3 separate regions of the Homo sapiens genome follow, and all the other regions are linked to region 1. A link is a loop called in an ENCODE intact Hi-C map of the cell type or tissue named here. Cell type or tissue: Caco-2. All regions are shown on one strand.

What was found. Hi-C counts contacts between places; a loop is a spot of excess contacts. Peaks named below come from ENCODE experiments on the same cell type or tissue, not always from the same donor. Only the 100,000 strongest peaks of a DNase experiment are listed, where the experiment ranks them.
Region 2: a loop joins it to region 1, with 5 times the contacts of the local background. A loop is called at or near these places in 22 of 110 quality-filtered maps.
Region 3: it touches region 1 in a loop (8-fold over the local background); 15 of 110 quality-filtered maps call a loop at or near these places.

The regions. Positions count from the first base shown.
Region 1 is chr2:36,780,560-36,788,559 of GRCh38, forward strand. It overlaps VIT (vitrin), which reads left to right. Exons shown (of 16, transcript NM_053276.4): 10 at 1,168-1,212; 11 at 2,781-2,843; 12 at 6,570-6,717. All of the region lies in intron 1 of LOC124905990 (a long non-coding RNA gene), which reads right to left. Among named protein-coding and RNA genes, the nearest start is that of VIT, 88 kb to the left of the region's middle. In Caco-2, a CTCF peak has its summit at 4,821 (motif pointing left); a DNase peak (open chromatin) is centred at 4,782.
Region 2 is chr2:36,915,793-36,923,792 of GRCh38, forward strand. It overlaps STRN (striatin), which reads right to left. Exons shown (of 18, transcript NM_003162.4): 3 at 286-359. Among named protein-coding and RNA genes, the nearest start is that of STRN, 47 kb to the right of the region's middle. In Caco-2, no CTCF peak of the experiment used is centred here; a DNase peak (open chromatin) is centred at 3,409.
Region 3 is chr2:36,691,562-36,699,561 of GRCh38, forward strand. It overlaps VIT (vitrin), which reads left to right and starts at 5,146. Exons shown (of 16, transcript NM_053276.4): 1 at 5,146-5,412. All of the region lies in intron 2 of LOC124905990 (a long non-coding RNA gene), which reads right to left. In Caco-2, a CTCF peak has its summit at 4,424; no DNase peak of the experiment used is centred here.

The DNA.
Region 1 (8,000 bases):
TATGTGACTAGCTCAAGGTCACACACCTGGTTAATGACCGAACTAGATTAAACTCAGGTCTCACCATTAAACCAGAATGTGCAGTAACAGATTGCCTTTCAAAACTGTCTGGCATCTTCATCACATAAAGAAAAATATCACCCTTTTTTCAGTGTGTTAGTAATTTCAGCTGGCAGAAAAGCTGATAGCCTTTAAGAAATAAAACAGTTGATCATGCTCTCAACTTTCTGAGCTAAAATAGAGAAGGAGGGAGGGTGGGATGGAGGGAGGGAGGGGAGACATGGAAAAGAGAGGAAAGGAGGGAGAGGGGCAGAAAGAAAGGGAAACAGCCATTTGTGTGTTATAAGGCTTCCTGACACATTTGTGCTGTCCCTGAGCCCCTCTCAGCCATGATTTTCCAAAAAAGATCAGAGATTATTGAGTAAGACTCTCCTCCTCCCCTCCACCCCTTCTACTTCATTAGCACCAGTTTGTGGTTGAAGGCCATTAAACATCTTACTGCATACAGGTCCAGGTGCTACTTTCCTTTATTCTGCTTGAGTCACACAGTGAGAAGCAGAATCTCGGGAAATAAGCGGATTGCCTGATCTCTGAAGGGGCCATATTTGTTCAGTGTAGTTCCAAGGAAGGGAATTCAAACAGGTGGGACAAATGTACCTAGAACGATATTAGGCATATAGTGAGTGCTTAATAAGTGTGGATGTATGGATAGATGGGAAAGGATTTAGGGCAAAAGATTCAGTCTCAACAGTGCAAGAAGGAATCTACTACTTTGGTTGAATATGTAATGAATCCCCTGTCTCTGGAGGTATCAAGCACTAGCCAGCCACTCACAGGCCAGGGATGTTGCAAAAACAGATTGGGAGGTGGTTTGGAGTGGATGAATTTTTAGTTCCTTTTGAATCCAAGGATTCCCATTATTCCAAGATTCTTGGTGCATAATGAAAAAGAAATTGGTAAAGATGTTTATGCCTTTGACTTTAAGAGCTTCAGATTTTAAAAAATCATACAGATTTCAGGTTGCTTCATCCAAAATTCTGGCCCTCTGTTCCTTTATTGAACTTTCAGACACAATTGGGAAACCTTATCATCCCGGCAATTCACTCAAGAGTTTCTGCTGGTTTGGTTTAAGTAACAAGTTTGTTTCTTTTCAATTTTGAAAATCAGGAGAGATGGACTCATGGAAACCTGGATCGGTCCTTTTAGATGAAGGTAATTATACAGCCCAACCTCTCAGCCACGCGTGGATCAAGATGCGCAGGATAGCAGAACTAAGAGTCTAATAATCCAGCTGGCATAGCGGCCGAGCTCCACTAGCCTAGGATTTCTAATGGCTCCCGCCTCTGATTTAAGGGTCCTACAAAGGGCACATTGAAACTCCCTCCCTAGGGAGGCCTGGGGTAAGGGGCAATATTGGATAACAAAAGGGAGAGAGGAAACGTGAAGACAAAAAGCCAGAAGGGAGCTAGTTTCCCACCCTCAAAATGGGTTTGGACCCTGACTCTATCTGGCAGCACACTTTAACTTCCTCCAACTCCACTTCCTCCTTTGCAAAATGGCTTTCAGGTTTTCCCTTCACGAGAATGGGTGTTGTTTGCTGCGTACTGCATTAAATATTTGAAACTCCAACACACAAGACCTTCCAGCTCTTCATGGGAGGGAAGATTGTACTGGTAGGGGAAGAAGGAGGTGAAGGAGAGGACTCCGCCTCTGGACTTGTACTTCTCCCCTTCCTCCAACGCAGAGTCTTGGGGCGTTTCCACGACAGGCTCCTGGCTGAGAAATGCTGTTAGCCACCCAAAGTGAATGTTTAAAATGATGTGAGGAAGTGGGATGAGCTAGCTGACCTTTAACGGAAGGATGAAATCATGTGCTTTGCAAACTGGAAAAAATAACAAGCCAGTAGAAAGCTCACTGCAGCCAAGCGCGAGCGAAGACCCCCGCACCTTCCTCCACTCCGGGGAATCCCGGAACTTCCGGGCCTCCTGAAAACGGGGAGACTCACTTCCAGTGCTGCAAGCGTGCTCTGCCTGGGAAGCCCATTCGTGTTACCAAGCCTAAAAGGATTCGCTTTTATTGTCTTTATTTCTTTAAATGGTATATTTATGAACTTGGCTCCCATGTACATGGCTCTAAAGACACCCCCTTCCCCAAGGCTGAAATGCAACTCACACACACAGCTTCTGAGAGCATGAAACCTTTTTGAATCTCTACTTCTAGTCTCAAACACCTGGGAGGGAGGAGTTGCATTTTAAGCCCTCTTATGTGAGTTACTTTTAAATAAACTGTCTTCCTCCAGTCCACATCCAATCCTCATTAGATTGTCCTTCTTGTGCCTTACTCATCTTCGTTCATTGTGTCAATCACCAAATGTTGACTGAGGACCTACATGATCTTGGCACGGTGGAGGTTTATTCGAGCAAGACACATTCTGTGGCTCAAGATTTTCAGAATTTTACAGAGACATAATTTACAATGGCCAAGTGCTTAACGCTTTCAGATGACAAAACTAAGGCTCAGAATAAAGAATAAATTAACAAGAACAGAACTCAAGTCTCCTGATTTCAAATCCCCCAGCAGAGTACTATGTTTTTGATAGGCTGTAAGTAAATATTAATTTATTATTTTTCTCAGGATGGGGGTGATGTGAAAAAAAGCACAGTTAGCTTTAAGCCAAGCCCCCAAGCTGGGTGTGAATATCCATTATGTCCCCTCCCATGGGGTAAGGCCAGCTGCTTCCTTTCCTTGTAAGTCACCAAAAGTTTTACTGCTCTTTCCAGGACTTGTTCCAAAAGAAGAATTGAGCACACAGTCTTTGGAGCCAGTATCCCTGGGAGATCCAAGTAAGTTAATTGACAACTAGAAACCCACGGTGTCTTTGACATCTGAACTGCTCTCTCCTCTCTTCCCACTCACTCCCACTCAAACCTGCCTCTCTCCTACCGTGGATCTATTTATCTCCTCTCTTCTGACACCTTGTTCTAAGGGGAAAGGGAAGCTTTTGAAGGATATAAACTGTCTATGTGCATGAGGGGGAGAGGATCAAAATGTTTTAACATCACTATGGCAACAGGGTGAAGAATGGGATGGAACGGAAAGACAAGGAAGGATGAAAGGAGGAGACGGGCAGGTTAGCAGGGGCAATGGTCTACTGCAAATGATGGTGGCCAGAACTCGGAGTTGGAAGTGGAAATGAAGATAAATGGGCATATTCAAGAGATACAGAGAAGGGAGAATCTATAAGATGGAAGGTGGAGGTTCGAGAGAGGGAGAAGTTAAAGATGAGTTGAGCGACTAGGTAAATGGTACTACAATGAGGAACACTGGGGATGAAGCAGGTTTATGTCTATCATTTTCTTCGAGACATTTGATCTGGTAGAGAGAAGACTACCCAGGTCTGACATTCAGAAGGAACAGCCCAATCAGAAATTTAGAGTTGTAAGACAATGAGCTATGGTTCGAAACCGAGGCTATGAGAACAGAAAATGTGACTTAGGGAGACACAGTAAAGTAAGAAGATACAGAAGACTTAAGCCTGGAGAACAACACTAGGTGGAGGAGAAACCACCTGAGGATATCAGAAAGGAAGAACCAGAGAAAAACAAGGAAAATGAGAAAGACATAGTAGTAGCCTGCAAGGTATGGAAAGAAAGCACCTGCATATTCCGCTAGAAAGTCACTACTAGTCAGCCACCAATGGACAGTGAGGCTCAACCTTGCTGCATATGAGAATCACCTGAAGACATTATTAAAGATGCCCATCTTCCTGCCTCATACCTACTGTATCAGGTTCTCCCTAGACCTTGCTACCCAAAGTGTGGTCTGGAGACCAGCAGAATCAGCATCAGCATCACCAGGGAGCTTGTTAGAAACACAGACCTGCTGGTTCTACAGTGATTGATTCCTTTGCACATTTACCCTTGAGAAGCACTTTACAGAGTGAATCCCAGGAGTCTTCATTTGTTGAAGCTGCATTAGCAACCCTGATATGTACATGACTGTGGTATGTATCCAGAGTTAAGAAACACTGGCCTGATGTATTGGACAACACAAAGCATTAGTCTATAAAATGGTACCATGTTGAAGGAAACTACAGCAATTAAATACATTGATAGAGTGATTCCCATAGATACTATATCTTACTTTCTCTTCCTTGACTTTCAACCTCTGATCTCTTCTTTAGCCATAATAAATTGCTCACACTGAACATTGTATAACCCAATTCTACCTGTTAGCACTGATGCTGGCATCTTCAGATCAGAATGTTTTCACCTCTATATAAGAAAGTCATGGGTCTCAGTCAAAACATGCCCTGAGCTGGAACCATTGTCATTTAAAAGAGGAGCAAAAGTAACCGTGGTATCAGCCATCAGGCCAGTGAGTAAAGAGAATTAAGCAAATAGAGAAACAGCTCACCTTCTTAAGACCTAACTATAAGATGAATACGTTAATCCTGAAAACAATTCCAGATGTAAGAAATAAGGAGAAAAACTGCCTGTGAGGAATCAAAATAGATGCTACAATATCCATGTACTTTATTCATGTAAAAAGAAAATCCCCTCTGGCCCTTACTCTAATTAACACTTGTTCCCAAAAATACTTTATTCCAAAAGGTATATTGAACTAATCTGCTGACATCTGGAAGGGAAACTCCACCTCAGGATTACTTCTCCAACTTTACTGTGCACAGGAATCACCTGGGGATCTTGTTAAAATGCACGTCTGTCTCTATAGGTTTGGGTGGAGCCTGAGAGTCTAGCAAACTGTAGGTGCTAGTAGGCGGCAAACCCTGAAGAACTCCACTGCCACCTGCTGGCAACAATTCACACTGCAAGCCCCGCCAGAAAAAAAAAATGAGTTGGCCTTGCTTGGGAATCCACAACATGATAAGCTGCATATGAGAATCACATGCTGCTTCTCCTTTCCTTTACCCCAGGTTTTAGTGGCATTTTTCAACTCTGCTTCTGGACTTTATTTGCCTCTTTCATTCTTCATCTCAAGATCATGCTTGGGTATAGGCAGTTTGGGGACAGCAAAGGACAAGGGAAGCCAGTTGAAAAGGATGAATTGGTAGGCACTGAACGCCCAGGCAGACAGGAGGTAAAAGCTTTTCTTTTGAGATTTGCTACTGAGCCAAGGTACAAACAGGTGCCCTGATTCTAGATGGAGTGAAGTCAGCCAGTGCCAGACGGGTCCCTCTCATCTCCTACTTCCCTGGTTTTGATTGCCATGCAACACTGCAAGATAATAAAACACATTCTCAGGTATAACTTTTCTCCTAATCACAGTTCTGCAGTAGCACTCAGCAATAAATATTTCTCATCAATTCTTCTGCTCAAAACTTTGTCAACTCATGTTCATTTATTGCTTTCATCTTTAAAACAATTTTTTAAAACCAGCAACAACCCTCTCCACCTACAGAGCTTCTCCTCCTGAAGAATGGGAAGACTCCAGCTCTGTGGCAACAATGCACCGTGGAGAACATGGGTGGTTGTGTGCAGATTAGAGAGGTGCAGGTCCGTCTGGCCGCTGCTCCCCACCCACAATGGGCAGTGCCCCAGTGTCCTCTCGGATACACCAGCCTAGAAATTTCCAACTTTACTCACTCTTTTTTTTTTTTCCTATATGGAGCTCTGTTTTGAAACATTTTTGTCTTCTAAATTGCAACTGTTAAATAATTTATTTTTCACTTTTTACTAATCAAAGGGATCTATAGCTCCCAATAAGAACCTCTGATCAGCACTGAATAGTCAGTTTTATACTGAGATGATATCATTCCTGTCTACCGCAAAGGAAACACTAATTTCCATTAGCCTGTGTGGCTTTTCACTAGTTCCTTTTGATGTTTGAAAGGGTGAAAAGAGCTTGCAGCCCATCCATCCCTTTACCTCTCTTATAACCTTCATATATCCACAGAGATCCAGAGATCCTAAGGCAGAATAACTATCCTGGTCCTCATCACAACTAAAAGAAAGAAAGAAAAAAAATCTCGGATAGCTACGAACAAGGGCTGACATCCTATACATATATGTAGATAATTTCTTTGGTTCCCTCGCCCAGGGAAATGAAGGAGAAGATTGATATCAATTTCTTATTCTATAATTCCTGCCCTCCCTCAGTGCTGGCCTTGCAGATCTCTCACACCTTATAAAAATCCAACACTGGTTTCTAAAAAGTTAGGATGAGAGCAAAAAGCCACACGCTCTTGCGACTCAGTCTTGATGAATTCTCACAACGGGGAGTCTGCACTTACAAGATCTTAGCCTAGGAAACCATTGACAGCCTTCCCTAGCTTGGCTAGGACGTCGCTGCTTCTGAAACCCATAATTGTGGCAGATACATAGAGTTTTAAACAGTTATGGAAATAAGGACTAGCCTAAGTGTCCAAGACCCTGGTGCTCAGGGAAACCCCTGTGGGATGTAAATAAATATACCCTGCATCTTCCTACCTCTTTTTCCCTTTCTTTTCATTTCTCAGGGGGCTCTGATGGAGAAAGAGGAACAAGAGGATGCCCAGGTAAATGCAGTGAGAGATCATGAGAATAATAGAGTCTTTTTCCGTTCCGCAGACTGCAAAATTGACTTGTCGTTTTTAATTGATGGGAGCACCAGCATTGGCAAACGGCGATTCCGAATCCAGAAGCAGCTCCTGGCTGATGTTGCCCAAGCTCTTGACATTGGCCCTGCCGGTCCACTGATGGGTGTTGTCCAGTATGGGTAAGTGCAGTTAATGTTCTGAATCCAGAAAGGAAGTCATGCCATGTGCTTAATTTTATGCCACGTGCTTAATTTTATGCCACAAATATTACCAACATGTCCTTGAGCACAGATTTGTTCTCTTCCCTAATGCAAATGTAAATGAAAAAACTGAAGGAATCCAGATGCCTTTAAGAAATCTGAGACTTCCTGAAGGAAGGGACAGATTAAAAAACACTTGTAAGTAGATGGCATTTGCACTCAAGAATATTTATTTGTCTGGAAAACAGGAGAGATGCGTGTGAGTGTTAACTTAGCCAATAACCAGCTCTGTGGCCTTGGGCTAGGCCTTCGCCTCTCTGATTGTCAGTTTCCTCATCTGTAGATCATGAAGGTTGGATCTGCTTTCAACCCTATTACAGCATTTGTTTGAGGGACTCCACCCTGTGCTACAACCTATCCACCTATAGGTTAGACGCCTAGAGAACATGGTGCTTTAGGTTGTATCTTCTCTTTTCTCCAAATAACCTTAGGCCCCTGCACTGGTACTGGAAAAACTCACCAGGCAATGGAGAAGAATGGGTGGGAAGAGAGACGGCCCCCATCAGTCAGCTGAGCACCTAGATGACTTTCGCCAACCTGCTCTATTATTATACTTAGGATAGAAATGGAGGGCTCGTGTTGACATCCAGTCTCAATCTTTCATTTGGCGGTAATAAATCACTCTTATTTCAGATATGAATAGGTTTCTCACTGAAACAGATACATAGATATTGATAATAAACAATCAAAAGAACAAGCGTGCATAATCTTAAATTTATACACACATCTTAAATAGGTAGCCTTTTGACCAAGAATCATTGAGGGCAGGATGGGTATCATGCCTTCTACAAAGGACCAGTGGGTGTGGAAGGGGTGACGGAAGTGGAAACCATCATAACCTTTGGTGCCTATTGCTTAGAAGTGCGGTCACAGCTTACTCACCCTCCTGAAAAGAAAAACTATCCATACCTGACAACACCCGCGGGGTCTCCAGCGCCTTCAGAGGTTTTATTTTAACAAAGTTTGCTCTATCAAAGAGATCAATATTAATTTTTGAGTTGTCAAGAGAAATAAATAAAATGCTTTATTTTCATAAGAACCTACATTTGTGTTTTTAGAATTTAATTCCGATAACACATTTGATACTACCTTCTATTCCTGTCAGGAAAAATTAATAGATGAGTTAACTGGCACTTGTATGTAGTCACACTCAATTAGATAAAAATAACCCATTGCTGCAAATGTCACCTCTCAAGCTCAGG
Region 2 (8,000 bases), 140 kb after region 1:
AGACAAGGTTATGCTGGTGCATGTTACCCCATGAACTCTGATCCTTCCAGTAAGTGTAGAACATAAGCAGAAAATGGGGAACTAAAAGAAAGGGGAAGAGGGAAAAGGAAGGAAGGTGGTGGAAAATGATCTAAATGACACTAAATGGTGCCAAAAGACAAGCAGGTCAGAAAAAATAACTAATACACAAATAATTAGAAAGTAACTTACAGTTGTAAATGCTGCTAGAAAATACTAGACATTAACTTCTTTTTAACACTTAAACTTCCATTAAAATTAGCTTACCAGAATCATAGCTTGGAGGCTTCATATCTCCCTGATTCAATTCTGTCCCGTATTTCAACTTGTGGTATTTGGCTCTAACAAAGAAATGAGAAAATACAGACCATCTTAAAATATGTTTAAATTAACATACACAATAGTAGTAGTCACAAGAATTCAGTAGTCCTGGCTGAACACTCCTAGAACTTTCAAAGGCTCATAGCTTTCCATGGTGTCAAAGTTATAATACAAAAGTGCTTGCCTTTTCGTTGTTGCTGTTGTTATACCATCAAGTATCCTTATAACAAAATAAAGGAATAACTCTGGGAATCATTAACTCTTCTTTCTGTAATAACAAAATGAACGATATAACATCCTGGTTTCTGTAGTATTCAAATTTTCCTGATGATTGCCAAAGCTAAATTTTACTATCAAAAACAGTTAAAAAAAAAAAAAAGGTTTGGATTGTGAAATAAATTTGTAGAAGACTTTTCTCAAAAAATTGAGCTTCTTAAAAAAAGAAAAGTCATCTACAATATTATATGACTTGTCAGATAATCATGATTTGCCAAATATGCATTATACTGCACAATCCAAGGGGGAAAACCCCAGCCCAAATCATCAATGTTGAATAAGATATTCCAGTAGAAAGGAATTTTTTTATACTAGTCAAGATATCCCTTGTCTTTTGCTCAAAAAGAACTGTGAATGGGAATACTGTTTTATCTTCTTTTCAAAGTTGACAGAATGTTATCATTCTGGTTAATAGGATTTAACCATCTGATTTAACTATCTCGGATTTAACCATGAGACTAGAAAAATAACCCAGATAATGTAGAAATTTTTAAAAGGGTGACTAAAAATAGCCATATCTGCTTAATCTATTTGCATATTTTCACTTGTTGGCTCCCTAAAATATTGAGGCCATTTATAATAAATATTCAATGTGTTAAGACTGGGACTCTGTGAGAAACACCCAAGAATGATCAATAAAAAAATAAAAAATAAAAATAAATAAAAAAAAAAGACTGGGACATTAATATAAACAACAATTTGAAAAACCAAAATAATAAAGTAATAAAGGAAGCAAAGTGTAACACAGCCAAATTTGAAAGTTTTTTTTTTCTTTATAAAAACCTAATAGAGCACTTACCGTTAGGTTTTTTCATAATTTAAGAAAAGTAGTGGCTGGGCACGGGGGCTCATGCCTGTAATCCTAACACTTTGGGAGGCCAAGGTAGATGGATCACCAGAGGTCAGGAGTTTGAGATCAGCCTGGCTAACATGGTGAAACCCTGTCTCTATCAAAAAATACAAAAATTAGCTAGGCATGGTGGTGTACCTGTAATCCCAGTTACTCGGGAGGCTAAGGTGGGAGAATCACTTAAACCCGGCTGCAGAGGTTGCAGTGAGTGAGCCAAGATCATGCCACTGCACTCCAGCCTGAGTGACACAGTGAGACCCTGTCTCAAAAACAAAAAAAAGAAAAAAAAAAAAAAAGAAAAAAAGAAAAGTAGAAAGGAAATGAAAAATTATTTGCTCAAATGTGTAAAATACTGAAATCTTTCTTATTTTGCAATAATAATCATTTTGCAGTCACAACAGAAAAAAAAGTTTTAGACAGAGAGGAATTCTAAGAAAACCTATGAAAATTATAGGCAGTTGATGTCCTATTTCTTAAGGTAGGTGATGGGTACATGAGTATTTTTTATAACAGTCTTTATATCTTACACGTATGTATGAAATATTTTATAGTAACATTTACACATTAAGAAGGAAAAAAATATATTCATATGCCAATGAACTGATCTCTTAAGCAAAAAGTAAAAGGTACAAAATACTATGTATGTCTCCATACATTTTTTAAAAGATACATATCTATTTCATTAGCCTATGCATATGAATCTTTCTGGAAGGATACATAATACGTAAGATATCAGTTGATAAGATTTCCTTGGGAAAGGAAATCAATGAACTGAGGCAGAAGGGAGACTATTTTTGCTGTTATTTGATTAATTAACTATATAGATACTTAATTTTTAGTAAATATGTTTAGTCCAAATTATTTAGAACATCTATTTTCAATGTGTCTCTTAACCACAAAGATTTTATCACTGGACGAAATGTTTGCCCATCTAGTTCAATGTATTTGTAATACTATTGATCATCAGAAGGTAAGATTTACAGACATTCATCTGACTTGCAGTTACTAGAAAGTAAACAAAGTTCTAAATGTAACTGTCAATCTCTTATTTTTCCAGAAACACACTTCATTTACCATAAGACAAAGTAGTAATACCTGCTAGAAGTCAAAATAGCAACTGAATGTAACTAGTCTGAAGACAGATTATATTAAAGCTTTTAAAATAATAGTAGCAATAAAATGTTATGGAGTTTATATTTTTTATATATATATAAAAGAAAAACATTTTCAAACACAAAATACTGCATTATAGTGCATTCTAGTGGTCTCAGGAAAAACTACAACAGAACCTACAAAAAGGGAACAGAAAATATTTTACAAAAATAAATATAACAAAAACTGTGACACATTATGAACATTTTATTTTAAAAAACAGACAAAGGCAAAAATATGTAAAGAACTGTTGTTTTTATCACAAGCTATGGTCCCTTAAATCAAGGTCTCCCTACTGAATTGTTACATTCACTAAAATATATTTTTCTCACAGAACCCTCCTTATGCTTAATAGCATTCCTTTTTAAGTCAATATGTGAAAATACCTTCTCATTCATACCGTTTTCCACTGTTTTAACACTCAGCTCACTGTGTTAACCAATCTTTCTTGTTTGCTATTCTTTTTCTGTCTAATTCTGCCTATAAGATAAAAAAGCAGATCTTATATCTAGCAACTCCATGTTTGATACACAGGTAGGCCCTCCATAAATGACCTTTATTGGATAAAAGTAGCATAAAAATTGCTTAATAACTATAATACACTAAAGAAGAGTAATTTTAGCTTTGTTTCAAAGCCTATTATTATACATATTATGCTAGGAGTATAACAGCATCTCAATTATATCTTAAATGTGGATGCTAAAAATAATTTGATTAATTTCAATGAACTATTACTGAATTCCTATGATTTACAGGCACTGTGCTGGCTGCTGGGACAACCTACAGCTTGTAGTTAGGTAAGGGTGGAAGGTGAGGGTATGCGTAAGAGACAGGAATGTAAATAACTACAGCATACTGTGTAAGAGCTATAAGGGCTACTAGCAAGTATTACAAGAATGCAGATAAGGGATTATCTAATCTAATTCGGTCAAAACTGGTGTCAAAGAAAGCTACCAAAAAGAAGGTAACACGTGAGATTTTAGCTAAATCTCAAAATACCAGTGGGAGTTTTCCAATCAAAATGGATTGATGGAGAGGGCATTTCTGTCAGAAGGGACATCTTAAGTGGAAGAAAAAAAAAACACACACAGTGGGTCAAAAAACAGCAGACAGAATAATTACACCCAAAAGGTATGGAAGGAATGGAGACAGAGAAGGGACAGAAAGGGCCTGGCTGTGAAGAACTTTACTAAGAACGTGAAATTAGCTAGATATTTTTAAACACGGATATAACAGAATTATCATATTTGTGTTTTAGAAAATGAATTCTACGGATATGGAAGACGAATTAAAATATGGAAATACTAGAAGCAAGGAGGACAGTTAAGTTACTACAGTAGGGTAGATAAAAGTAGCAGTGAATAGAGAGAAATTTTAAAAATGGCAGAAATTTTTCAGAATTGTATTTATATAGTATTTGAGGTTCCTCAACATAGATGTTCCTAAGTCAACCTCAGATTATACACTATGTAATCTTGAAAATTTATATTAAATTTTATCACACATTAAGGAATGCTTTGATAAATCCACTGCTAGGTAAGTAATTCTTCTGTAATATTAATAATTCGGTTTTACTTTTGGATCCTAAAGTGGGACTACTTAGAAAATCTGCAAAAATCATGCAAAGAAAATCATGTAAAATCATGATCTTTACTTAGGCATTTACAGCTGAAATGAATTACAAGGTATCTGGAATTGCATTAAAATAGATCAAGGTGAAAAAGACTGACAAAAACATTAACTGTTAAAACTTGGGGCTGTATATAAAAGACATTAGTTTCTCTATGAGTATATTTCAAATTTTCCTCAATAATTTTTTTTAAAATTCAATTTAAAATTCAAGCCACAAATAAATGCTTTTTAAAAATGTCTTAGATTATACAAATAGTGCCATAACATCAAGAATAATCCCAAATCATTCCATATACTTCAAAAGAAACAAAACCAGGCTGGGCGCGGTGGCTCACACCTGTAATCCCAACACTTTGGGAGGCCGAGGTGGGCAGATCACCTGAGGTTGGGAGTTCGAAACCAGTCTAACCAACATGGAGAAACCCCGTCTCTAACAAAAATACAAAATTAGCCAGGTGTGGTGGTGTATGCCTGTAATCCCAGCTACTGGGGAGGCTGAGGCAGGATAATCTCTTGAACTCGGGAGGTGCAGGTTGCAGTGAGCTGAGATCGTGCCATGGCACTCCAGCCTGGGCAACAAGAGCAAAACTCCGTCTCAAAAAAAAAAAAAAAAAGACACAAAAGCAGGAACTCTTTTCCAGGAGCAATCCCATTTAGTTAAGAAAGAGAAGAAAAAAATCTTCCCTAGATTCAGCCAGTTCCTTATCTCTACTGTCCTTCAGAGTCAAATTTCCTAAAAAAAATAAGCAACTCTGCCAGGCGCGGTGGCTCACGTCTGTGATCCCAACACTTTCGGAGGCCAAGGCGGGCGGATCACAAGGTCAAGGGATCGAGACCATCCTGGCCAAGATGGTGACACCCCATCTCTACTAAAAATACAAAAATTAGCCCAGTGTGGTGGTAAACGCCTGTAGTCCCAGCTACTCAGGAGACTGAGGCAAGAGAATGGCTTGAACCCAGGAGGCAGAGGCTGCAGTGAGCCGATATCACACCACTGCACTCCAGCCTGGTGACAGAGCAAGGCTCTGTCTCAAAGAAAAAAAAATAATAATAATATAAGCAACTCCATCTCTCCCCACTTCATCCTTCTCAGCCCTCGATCCTCTGTGATCTGGCTCATGTTCCTGCTGCCTTACTGAGGCTGCTTTAGTAAGGGTACCAATAAGCTTCCAACTGGCCACTCCAAATGACTATTTTCAGTATACAACTTACTTGGAGTCTACTTAGCATCTTCAGTTATTGAACTCCCTCCTTTAACTCACTTCCAAAATACTACTCTCTCCTCCTTCCTTCTCTATTTCTTTGTTGGCTCTTCTTCCTCTGCCTTCTCTTCAAATATTTCTACTTCCTGTCACTCCTTCTAGTTCTCTCTTGTTTCCCCAATACTTGTTCTATCAACTACTCCTTTCACTTCACTCACAATAATACTGATGATTCCCAAGCATATATTTCTCATCATGCGTCCCCTTCACATATCTGCTCTTTAATTCTTCTTTTTAATTCATTTGATACCTTCTAAAAGTCTCTCATAATTCAGATAGTCCTTCAAGCCAGGAACCTGGGAGTCATTCTCAAATTATCTTTCTCATTCACCCACTGTCCCATCTCCAAATTTTTATATAAGCTTCAGATTTCATGGACTCTACTTAAAATTTTTTTTTTGTTGATGTGTCTATTTCAGCAGCTACTGTGTTATCATTTCTCATCTTAGACTATTACAATCTTTCTGCCTGTGTTTAGAGATCTTTCCAGTCCACCCCCACACTGAGGTCAGGAGATCTTTCTAAAATGTATTTCATACTCTATCTTGCTTAAAACTTTCAAGTGCTTAACAACTAAATGCAGTATATATTTCCAGATTGGATCCTGGACCAGGAAAAAAAAATGCTATAAAGATCACTTTTAGAACATCTGAATATAGACTATATCAGATAATAGAATATCAATGTTACATTTCTTTAATTTGGTAATATACTATAATCATATAAGGAAATGTCCTTGCTCTTAGGAAATATACACAGAGGTAGTTAGGGACAAACTAGCAAATGATTTAGGGGAAAAAAATGGTACCTATAGAGAGAGCAAACACAATAAAGCAAATATAGCAAATCATTTTCAATTGGTGAATCTGGGTAAAGGGTATACAAGATTCTTGCAACTCCTCTATTAGAGGTCATTTTAGATAAAATTTTTTTGGCTGGGCATGGTGACTCACGCCTATAATCACGGCACTTTAAGAGGCTACAGCAGGAGGACTGCTTGAGCCCAGGAGGTCCAGACCAGCCCTGGGAACAGGGCGAGACCCTGTCTCTCTAAAAAATTAAAAATTTATCTGTGTGGACTGGAGTATATCTGTATTCCCAGCCACTTGGGAGGCTGAAGTGGGAGGATCACTTGTGCCCAGAAGGCTGACACCGCAGTGAATCATGACTGTGCCACTGCACTACAGCCTAGGCAACAGAGCAAGACCCTGTCTCAAAAAAAAAAAAAAAAAAAAAAATTAAACCTCCCACATTCCCTGTTACATGTAAGATAAAAGTTTGAACTCCTTGGTTAGGCTCTCTATGATCTGACTCTTGCCCCCTCTACCATTATCCGTCATCAACTGAGAGGAGGACCACAACCAACATCCTACTCTCCACACACAAAGATTACAAATTTCTGAACACACCAAACTGCTTTGTTCCATGTCAAACATGTTCTCTCTACTTCCTGCACCTTGTCTGTCTGACAAACACCTTCTTATTTGATGCTATTCAAGCCTCACCTCCTCTTACTCTGCACTCCTTTCTACTTTCATCTTCCAGATGAAAATAACCACTCCGGGCCGCACGCGGTGGCTCACGCCACCCAGCACTTTGGGAGGCTGAGGCAGGCGGATCACGAAGTCAAGAGATCGAGACCATCCCAGTCAACATGGTGAAACCCCGTTTCTACTGAAAATACAAAAATTAGCTGGGCATGGTGGCAAGCTCCTGTAATCCCAGCTACTTGGGAGGCTGAGGCAGGAGAATTGCTTGAACCCAGGAGGTGGAGGTTGCAGTGAGCCAAGATCGTACCACTGCACTCCAGCCTGGCAACAGAGCAAAACTCCGTCTGAAAAAAAAAAAAAAATCTCAAATACTCGGCCAGGTACATTCGCTCACGCCTGTAATCCCAGCACTTTGGGAGGCTGAGATGGTGGATTACCTGAGGTCAGTAGTTCGAGACCAGTCTGACCAATATGGTGAAACCCTGTCTCTACTAAAAATGCAAAAAAATTAGCCAGGCATGGTGGCATGCGCCTGTAGTCCCAGCAACTCGGGAGGCTGAGACAGGAGAATTGCTTGAGCCCAGAAGGCGGAGGTTGCAGTAAGCCGAGATCACACCACTGCACTCCAGCCTAGGCAACAAAGCAGGACTCCAAAAAAAAAAAAAAAAAAACAACTCACTACTCCCAAATTATGTACTTTTAAAAGTGTTTTTTCTTTCCATGTCCCTAATACAGCTTTTCATCAACTTTCCCAAAGTATGAAAAGAAACACGTATTTTTCACTAAGAGGTCAACCTATTTTCAATCTCTTACACCATTTAAAGATTCTACATGATGATGAACACAAGTTCTAATAAAATTTTATCTATTTCTCATTATTCATAAATATCATCTATTTATCTAATTGCATCTAAATGCTATTTTATTGCAAATATCCCATTCACCAACTTCAAAAAGAGAAAAACAAAACAAGCATCATTAAAAACAAAGCAAAAAAGT
Region 3 (8,000 bases), 89 kb before region 1:
GACTTTGCCATTGCCATGAGTTCTCCTGTATAGCTGCTGTCCCAGCAGCATGGACAACAAAATAAACACATGTAGAGCAGAGGTTCCCTAGCCAACCCATAGACATATAATGGGAAGCAGAGTCGCACAGCACAGAACAGCTTAGATCAGCAGAGCCCCAGCTGACCAGTGTTCTGTGAACCAATCTTTTATTTTAGCCTTCATGTGCTTATTTGGCATAATAGGGAGATATAAGGCCTATAATCTCCTGCCCACCATTTTGAGCCCTCGTTTTTGTATAAGGCACTTTTGTATTTTTCTAATCTGCCAGACCAGCAACGCTCTGTAGTGTAGGATCTACAGGATAGCTTCCAGCTCCCAGTATCATCCTTTAGATCTTTTAATCTCTTTTATATTCTTACAATCACAGTGACTTACCCACATTCATTTTTTGTTAGTTTGGCCTAGAATATTGTAGGTATTGTCTAATACTTGATACAGTGGTTCCAGCTCATTTCTTTCAAGGAAGCATTTGGGAGTAGTGATCTTTCTGACTTCCTTTTGTAAAAAAATAGCCTAAAGAAAATGAATTCTACAGGTTCATCATTTGCTCTTCTCAGAGCCTACCTTTTACCTAGTAATCAAGGACTCCTATCTAATAATCATGTTTTTCTCCCTGACATATTCTTAAGAAACTCTTCATTCTCGTTTTGGAGGCTTTTTTTACATTGCTCAGCAAAATCTCTTTTGATGGTGATAGTGTACATTTAACAAAAACAAATTACACTGGCAAATTTCCCATTCACATTGAAACTACACCAAACATGTATACTTAGCAGTCATATTCAGCAGTGTCCAGGAAACTGAAATAACAACTGATGGATGCTTGCAGTAAACATCTGCCAAAGTGCAGGGAGAAAACAGTCTCAAAACTGTTGTAGAAGCGTTCAAGGCAAATCACATTTCTATGAAATATTGATGCAGCATCAAAGATGATGTTGCCTTAGACATTTAAGTGAGCTTGTGTTATGAAAGGTGTAACTCTTGTGTTTTATACCTGCACACAGTAAAAGTATCAGGAGTGTCTGAAAAGACTATCTCATTACTTAGACTCTTAAATTGCCACACTGAATTTTTAAAAGTCACATAAAAGAATGGATTTGTGATATGAAGAATGCATTGATTTCTCCACATTCTGTCTCCAGAATGAAGAAAAAAATGAGGCAGTATACTAAAGAGTCATCAAATTCAATGTCTATGACAATAATAAAAACTTTTAATAGAGAATGTTCTAAAAGAGATTCGAGTTTTTGTGCTGGATACAATACAAGACTGGGATACTAAGTTTACGTGGTGATAAACAGTTATTTAAGAAAGAACTGATGCATTCAAGCAACCATAGGTGATTTATAAGTAAAACAGAATTTTAAGTAGTAATAGCAGGAAAAAGTGAACATCACAATTCTTGTTCTCAACTTGAAATAACATAGTTCAGTTTATGCCAAGTAGCAAGCTCAAGGCCACTCACCAGGAAGTTGTGATCTTGTTTTACTTTAAAAAGAGAAAAGATTTCCCCAAGGCCACCACCTCGATTGATTTTGTTGTAAGTGTTTTTGTTGCTGCCAGACGTCTGGGATGGAGGGTTGATTCCACTCCTGGCACCATCACTAGTGGTCCATGCAAGGCCCCAGGACTTTTGCCTTAATGTTTTTTATTCCATTTTATCCCAATTCTCCATTCCTATCCTATTTTCCCATAGGCAGCCATTCTAATGTATTTTCAATCATTTTTTAGTTAATACTTATTGTATGCCCTATTATATGTTGGCTTCAACGGCTAGGAATGCATCACTGATCAAAGCAGATAAAAACTCCTGCCTTCCTGGATCCTATTTTCTAGAGGGGGACGCTCGATTTAAAAATCAAGTAGTAGGGCCGGGCGCAGTGGCTCACACCTGTAATCCCAACACTTTGGGAGTCCGAGGTGGGCGGATCACGAGCTCAGGAGCTCGAGACCATCCTGGCTAACACGGTGAAACCCCATCTCTACTAAAAACACAAAAAATTAGCCGGGCGCGGTAGCGGGCGCCTGTAGTCCCAGCTACGCGGGAGGGTGAGGCAGGAGAATGGCGTGAACCCGGGAGGCGGAGCTTGCAGTGAGCCGAGATCGCACCACTGCACTCCTGCCTGGGCGACAGAGTGAGACTCCAACTCAAAAAAAAAAAAAATCAAGTAGTAAATATTATTAAAGGACAATAAGTACTAGAGAGAAGAATAAAACAGGGAAGAGGAAAAGGAAAGGCTTGGAATGTTGGTGCCATTTTAAACAGGACAGCCAGGAAAGGGCTCACTCAAGAGGTAACATTTGAGCCTAGATTTTAAGAAGGTGAGCATGGGAGCCACGCAGATATCCGAGAGAATACTTCGGGGACAGCACGTACGAGGGCTCCAGGCCTTTGCTTCCAGCTTCTGAACAGTACCTCGTGGTGTGCTTCTCCCATACTTAACTCATGAATTCTCTGGTCATGGACTTCTAGTGGCCCTGTGTGAGAAGCTCACTGACGAATATACCCCCAGAAAGAGGTGGATGGATCCTGGGGTACACAGGTAATTCAACCAAGTACTTCTGGATTTTCCTCTAGAATAGCCACATTTGTCTTCACCAGTAGCAGCTCATCATGGTTATGACATGTCTGCCATGATCTTTCTTCAGATTTCTAATTTTTGCCAAGATGATGAAAACAAAATGATATGTCATTGTTTTTTAAAAGAGAATGGCTCCTTTTTTACCATTTTTAACTGTGGTAAAAAAAATGTAATAAAATTTGCCATTTTTTCCATTTTTAAGTGTACAATACAGTAGCAGTAATTACATTCATAATATTGTGCAACCATCACTACTATTTCCAAAATTCTTCATCACTGCAAGTGAGCATCTCTTCATATGCTTTTCAATACATTTATATTTGATTTTGCCTTATTTACCATAAGAAAACAAGTTAAACTATTATAGTAAAAGAAAAGAAGCTCTAAGTCTTAATAGAGCACCATTGCTTTGGAGTCAAGAAGCCTTGGATTTGAATCCAATATCTTGCCTTATTGGCTGCATGACCCTGGGAAAGTTGCTTAATCTCTTTAGGCCTCAGTTCTCTTATCTATAGAATGGAGATTATACTACTAATCCTTCTACATTCTTCTAAATATTAAATGTAATGATATATGTACAGGGTTGCTGTCCTTAGTAAAAGTAAGTATTTGATAAACAGCAACTAGCATTATTATTATTATTATTATTATTTTTTGAGACCAAGTCTTGCTCTGTCAACCAGGCTGGAGTGCAGTGGTGCGATCTCGGCTCACTGCAACCTCCACCTCCCAGGTTCAAGTGATTCTCCTGCCTCAGCCTCCCGAGTAGCTGGGATTACAGGCACCCGCCATCACACGCCTGGCTAATTTTTGTATTTTTGGTAGAGATGGGGTTTCACCATGTTGGCCAGGCTGGTCTTGAACTCCTGACCTTAGGTGATCTGCCTGCCTCGGCCTCCCAAAGTGCTGGGATTACAGGCTTGAGCCACCGAGTCCAGCAGCATTAGTAGTAGTAGTATTAGGAATAATGTGATTATGAATTATGCTTAGGCTGCCATTCTGAACCTGCCCTAATTCAAGTGGTAGGACAGGGGATCCTCAGTGTTACAGCATTATCATCCTTACCACCAAAGAACCTGGGCTCAGAATTTAGTGGAGGAATAAAGAGGATTGAGAAATAATTTCATTGCAGAACCAAAAGAAGTAAGGGTAAAAATGATTAAATAACATTCAAATCATTATCTCCCTTTTTTTAGTCTTCATGTTCCTTTAATGGAGGAAGATTCCTGATCAGTGTACAGTGATGTATTTATTTAACAGTGACCTGTGCAGAAATTACATACTATCCATCTAGATAGCTTGCTACACTTCGCCTATTGATGGAATCATTCCATTTATCAAGTTTTATACATCAAAAAGCTTTGAATTTCATCAGGCTCTTCATTAATTCACCTCTGAAAAAGTGGCATTTAATTTCAGCTACCATGTTTTATAGCATTAAAAAGCTTATGCATCTCTGCACAATGGCATTGAGCAGATGAATCCCACCCAGATTCACATAGTCACATTTGAGAGCTTTAGACCAGAGAGCTGGGCCAAAGTTACTCCTAATCAACACAGACTTCTTACCGTGAGAGCCTATCTTCTCGGCCACATTTTATATAGCCAATGAAGACGTGCCAGCAATCATCCCATGTATAACTTGGCATTAGAGCACAAGATCTGTCAAACAATTATCTTAAATAAGGAGCAGTTCCAGGGCCAACAGATGAGGACAGGAGGCTTCTCGAATGGAAGAAGGTTCTCCTCCCTAGCTGCGTGAGTGCACACTCCCCAGCAGGAGGAGGAATGACTCTTTGCTACCTTCTCCTGTGCTTGAAAACAGATGCTCTGCCACACTGATGGACACTGGAATCTCAAGATCTGCCAGATGTACTTTTTTTTGGTCTGATTTTTTTTTAATGATGTGATACGTTAATACACATTTTGAATCTGAATCTCTTAGATTTCATTGATGACACTAATATATAAATAACTAAAACTGGCAGATTTCATGTGAGATTATTCATCAGTATTTTTTTTGAAACATGAGTCAGGTTTTGCTTCCCACTATGATTATCTTGTGTCCTGTAACTACCAGCATATAATTGAGTCATTTCATAAAACTTGCCAAAACGCAGAAAGGACTGAAGCAAAACAAAACAAAAAAATAGCATTAATATGTAGGAAAAAGTACATATTTTCAATTCAAAAGTGGGAGTCCAGTAGAATAAGTTTGAGAGTGTTTGCACAGTTTTCCTTCTTTGTGCAGTTCAGTCCAGCTGTTCACTAGCTTTTGAAAAAGAAAGAAAAAATTGAATTGCCCCTGCTGAAGTAATTTTTAAAACATATCTTTTACTTTCCATTTTTATCTAAGTGGTCCTCCTCTACTTTTTAGAATGTCAAATTGTAGAATTTGCTTACTGAAAGTTTGTGCTTTGGGCTACAAAAGAATATTTAGAAATCCTTACAAAAAAAAAAAAAAAAAAAAGCAGTGGGAGTGGAAATTTGAAAGAGGACCGCCTAATTCAGCACTAAAACCAGTGTGAGAAGCAGTATGTGTGAGCATGTGTGTGTGTGTATGTGTGTGGGGGGGGGTGTAAAATGTGTTTTTCAAAGTACTGAGAGGTTGATGGGACTGTTCGATTAGCTCCTCTGAGAAGAAGAGAAAAGGTTCTTGGACCTCTCCCTGTTTCTTCCTTAGAATAATTTGGATGGGATTTGTGATGCAGGAAAGCCTAAGGGAAAAAGAATATTCATTCTGTGTGGTGAAAATTTTTTGAAAAAAAAATTGCCTTCTTCAAACAAGGTATGTCTGATGAATTTCTAAGCTGTGTATATAGTTACTTTCCATTCATTATCATTGAAACGTATTTGTCTTTAAGAAACTACAATACAAAGCTTGACCGAGTAAGCAAATTTCAGTTTCAAGAGAGTTGAGATGAAAGTGGATGGTACTTGGCATCCTTGTAAACAACTAGTAATATACATATATATTTATCAATTATAAATAAACTGCATTGATATTAATATTATAACAAGATTTTTACTGTTCCTTTAAACCAATTTAATTATGGTTACAAATAAGTTGAAAAGTATGACATTTGTGTAGAATTTTAAAGTAATTTAAGTCTCTATTATCTTGCTTTTTTAAAAACTTTGCTTGGAATATGTGGAATGTAATAGCAATATAGCAAATTGCTTATAAAGATTGTGAATGGCAGTATGAGAAATGGGCACATTGGTGCTAACTTAAAAGAGAAACTATTTCGTGTGGATCTCTACTTCTCTCTATTCAGACAGATTTCAGTGGAATGTGGCTAGATGTGCGATTCTGTGTCTTGTTTACACTTAAAGTGTTTTCTTAGGCTGAATGCTTCTGTTACTGATAAGCCCAACAAGGGGCTGGCATTGTTAAGTCTGCCATCGTAGCTCAGCTTTTCACAGGAAGACAGGATATGAAATCTCTTTTAAGTATGATTTGTGTCCAACTAGTATAAACATGAAATAAACGCCTCAAGCACAGGTTAAAGAGAGAGGATAAGACTGAATAATTAGACATGACAGTTTTCTCCAAACAACCCACAGCATCTTTGCCATTCCTAAATCAAGAGTGGAATTAAAAATTTTCTTTGGACTTATTGTAAAAATAAAAACAAGCATTCTTGGCCGTGGTGGTTGCTCAAAATTGCGTGTGCTAAGAAAATAGTATTTTGCCGTTACGTTGTGTTGCAATAAATTTGGAAGTTTTGGTGGTAAAGTTCTGAGGTTGTTTTTCCCTTGGTCTCTTGAAAGATGAAAACACCCTGCAGCAAAGCAGGATCAAACACTGTTTGTTTGTGTATTTTCTCTCTATGTGTGTTAGCTGCAAGTGGTAGCTAGTGCTGGTAGGAGAGCTGGAAGTGCCCATCTTTTATTTATTGAATTAAAATACCCTCTTTTGTACAAAAAGCTTTAGACAAAGAATTACAAGATTGCAAAGACTTGCATTTTTTTATTGCAATATGCTGGTTTCCCAGACTAAGCTTCATTTAAATATATCTTATGCCTCACCACTAAAAAAAATAAAAATACCTTAGGAAGATTGGAAATGCTTAATATCTATCCTAAAACTGTTTAATTCATGAATATTGTTAAGAAGATCTGTCTTTTCCACCAAGTTACTGATCACATGAAGAATAGTTTCTTTCAGAGAAAATACATGAGGTTTGAGAATGGTTCTCAGCTATGATTCCTATAAGACACATTGAATACAGGAAAGCAGTATGGTTCAATGCATGCGCCAAGCCAGGAGTCCTAAATTATAGTAACAGCTCTGCCACTACCTATTACCTTGGAAAACATATATAACATTTCTTGACTTTTGTTTCTCTCTTTGGAAAACAGAAATAGCAATGCCTGTACACCCTCCCTCCCAGGGCGGCCACAAGGGTCAATAGTGGTTCTCAGCTCCAAAGGAGTTTTGAAATGTCAAAACTTCTATAGCAATGTAATCTTGGCCTGGCGCAGTGGCTCACACCTGTAATCCCAGCACTTTGGGAGGCCGAGGTGGGTGGATCACCTGAGGTCAGGAGTTCGAGACCAGCCTGGCCAACATGGTGAAACCCCATCTCTACCAAAAATACAAAAATTAGCCAGGCATGATGGCGGGTGCCTGTAATCCCAGCTACTCGGGAGGCTGAGGCAGGAGAATCACTTGAACCTGGGAGGCAGAGGTTGCAGTGAGCTGAGATCACGCCACTACACTCCAGCCTGGGCAACAAAGTGAGACCTGGTCTCAAAAAAAAGAAAAGAAAAGAAAAGAAAAGAAATGTAATCTTTTATTCCCCACATATTAAAAAAAAAAAGATTACTTTAGAAAGCATTTATATAATAAAAACTTCATGGCCCCCAACATGTTCCCATGATGCTGTGTCCACATGTGCAACTTCCCCTCTCCTTGCTAACACTTGGAGGTGTGAGCCAAGCATCAGCAGCAGTGGGGACAAGACAGAACACAATGGGCCTGTCTGTCAGTAGAAGGGCATTTAGCCATGGTGCACTGGAGAGGTTACTCAATGTCTCCATCTCTATTTCATCACATACGAAATGAAGAAGTTACACAAGATAGTCTCTAAGCTTCCCTCTCAATCCTATGGTTCTATGCACTGGGACCTCTCCAGTGTCAAAATGTGGCCAGGAAAATTTCACTGTTGAGACTCTCTGTACATTGCTAAATGAAGAAGTATCGAAATAGTGCTATGAAAATTATGGTATATTTTAAATATGCATGTTTACCTAACCAGAGACTTACATGTATACAAAAATGAAATTTGACATAATTATATTCTTCACAAGACAATTAGAGGGGGTTATATATATATATACACACACATATATATAGATGTCTCCATATTC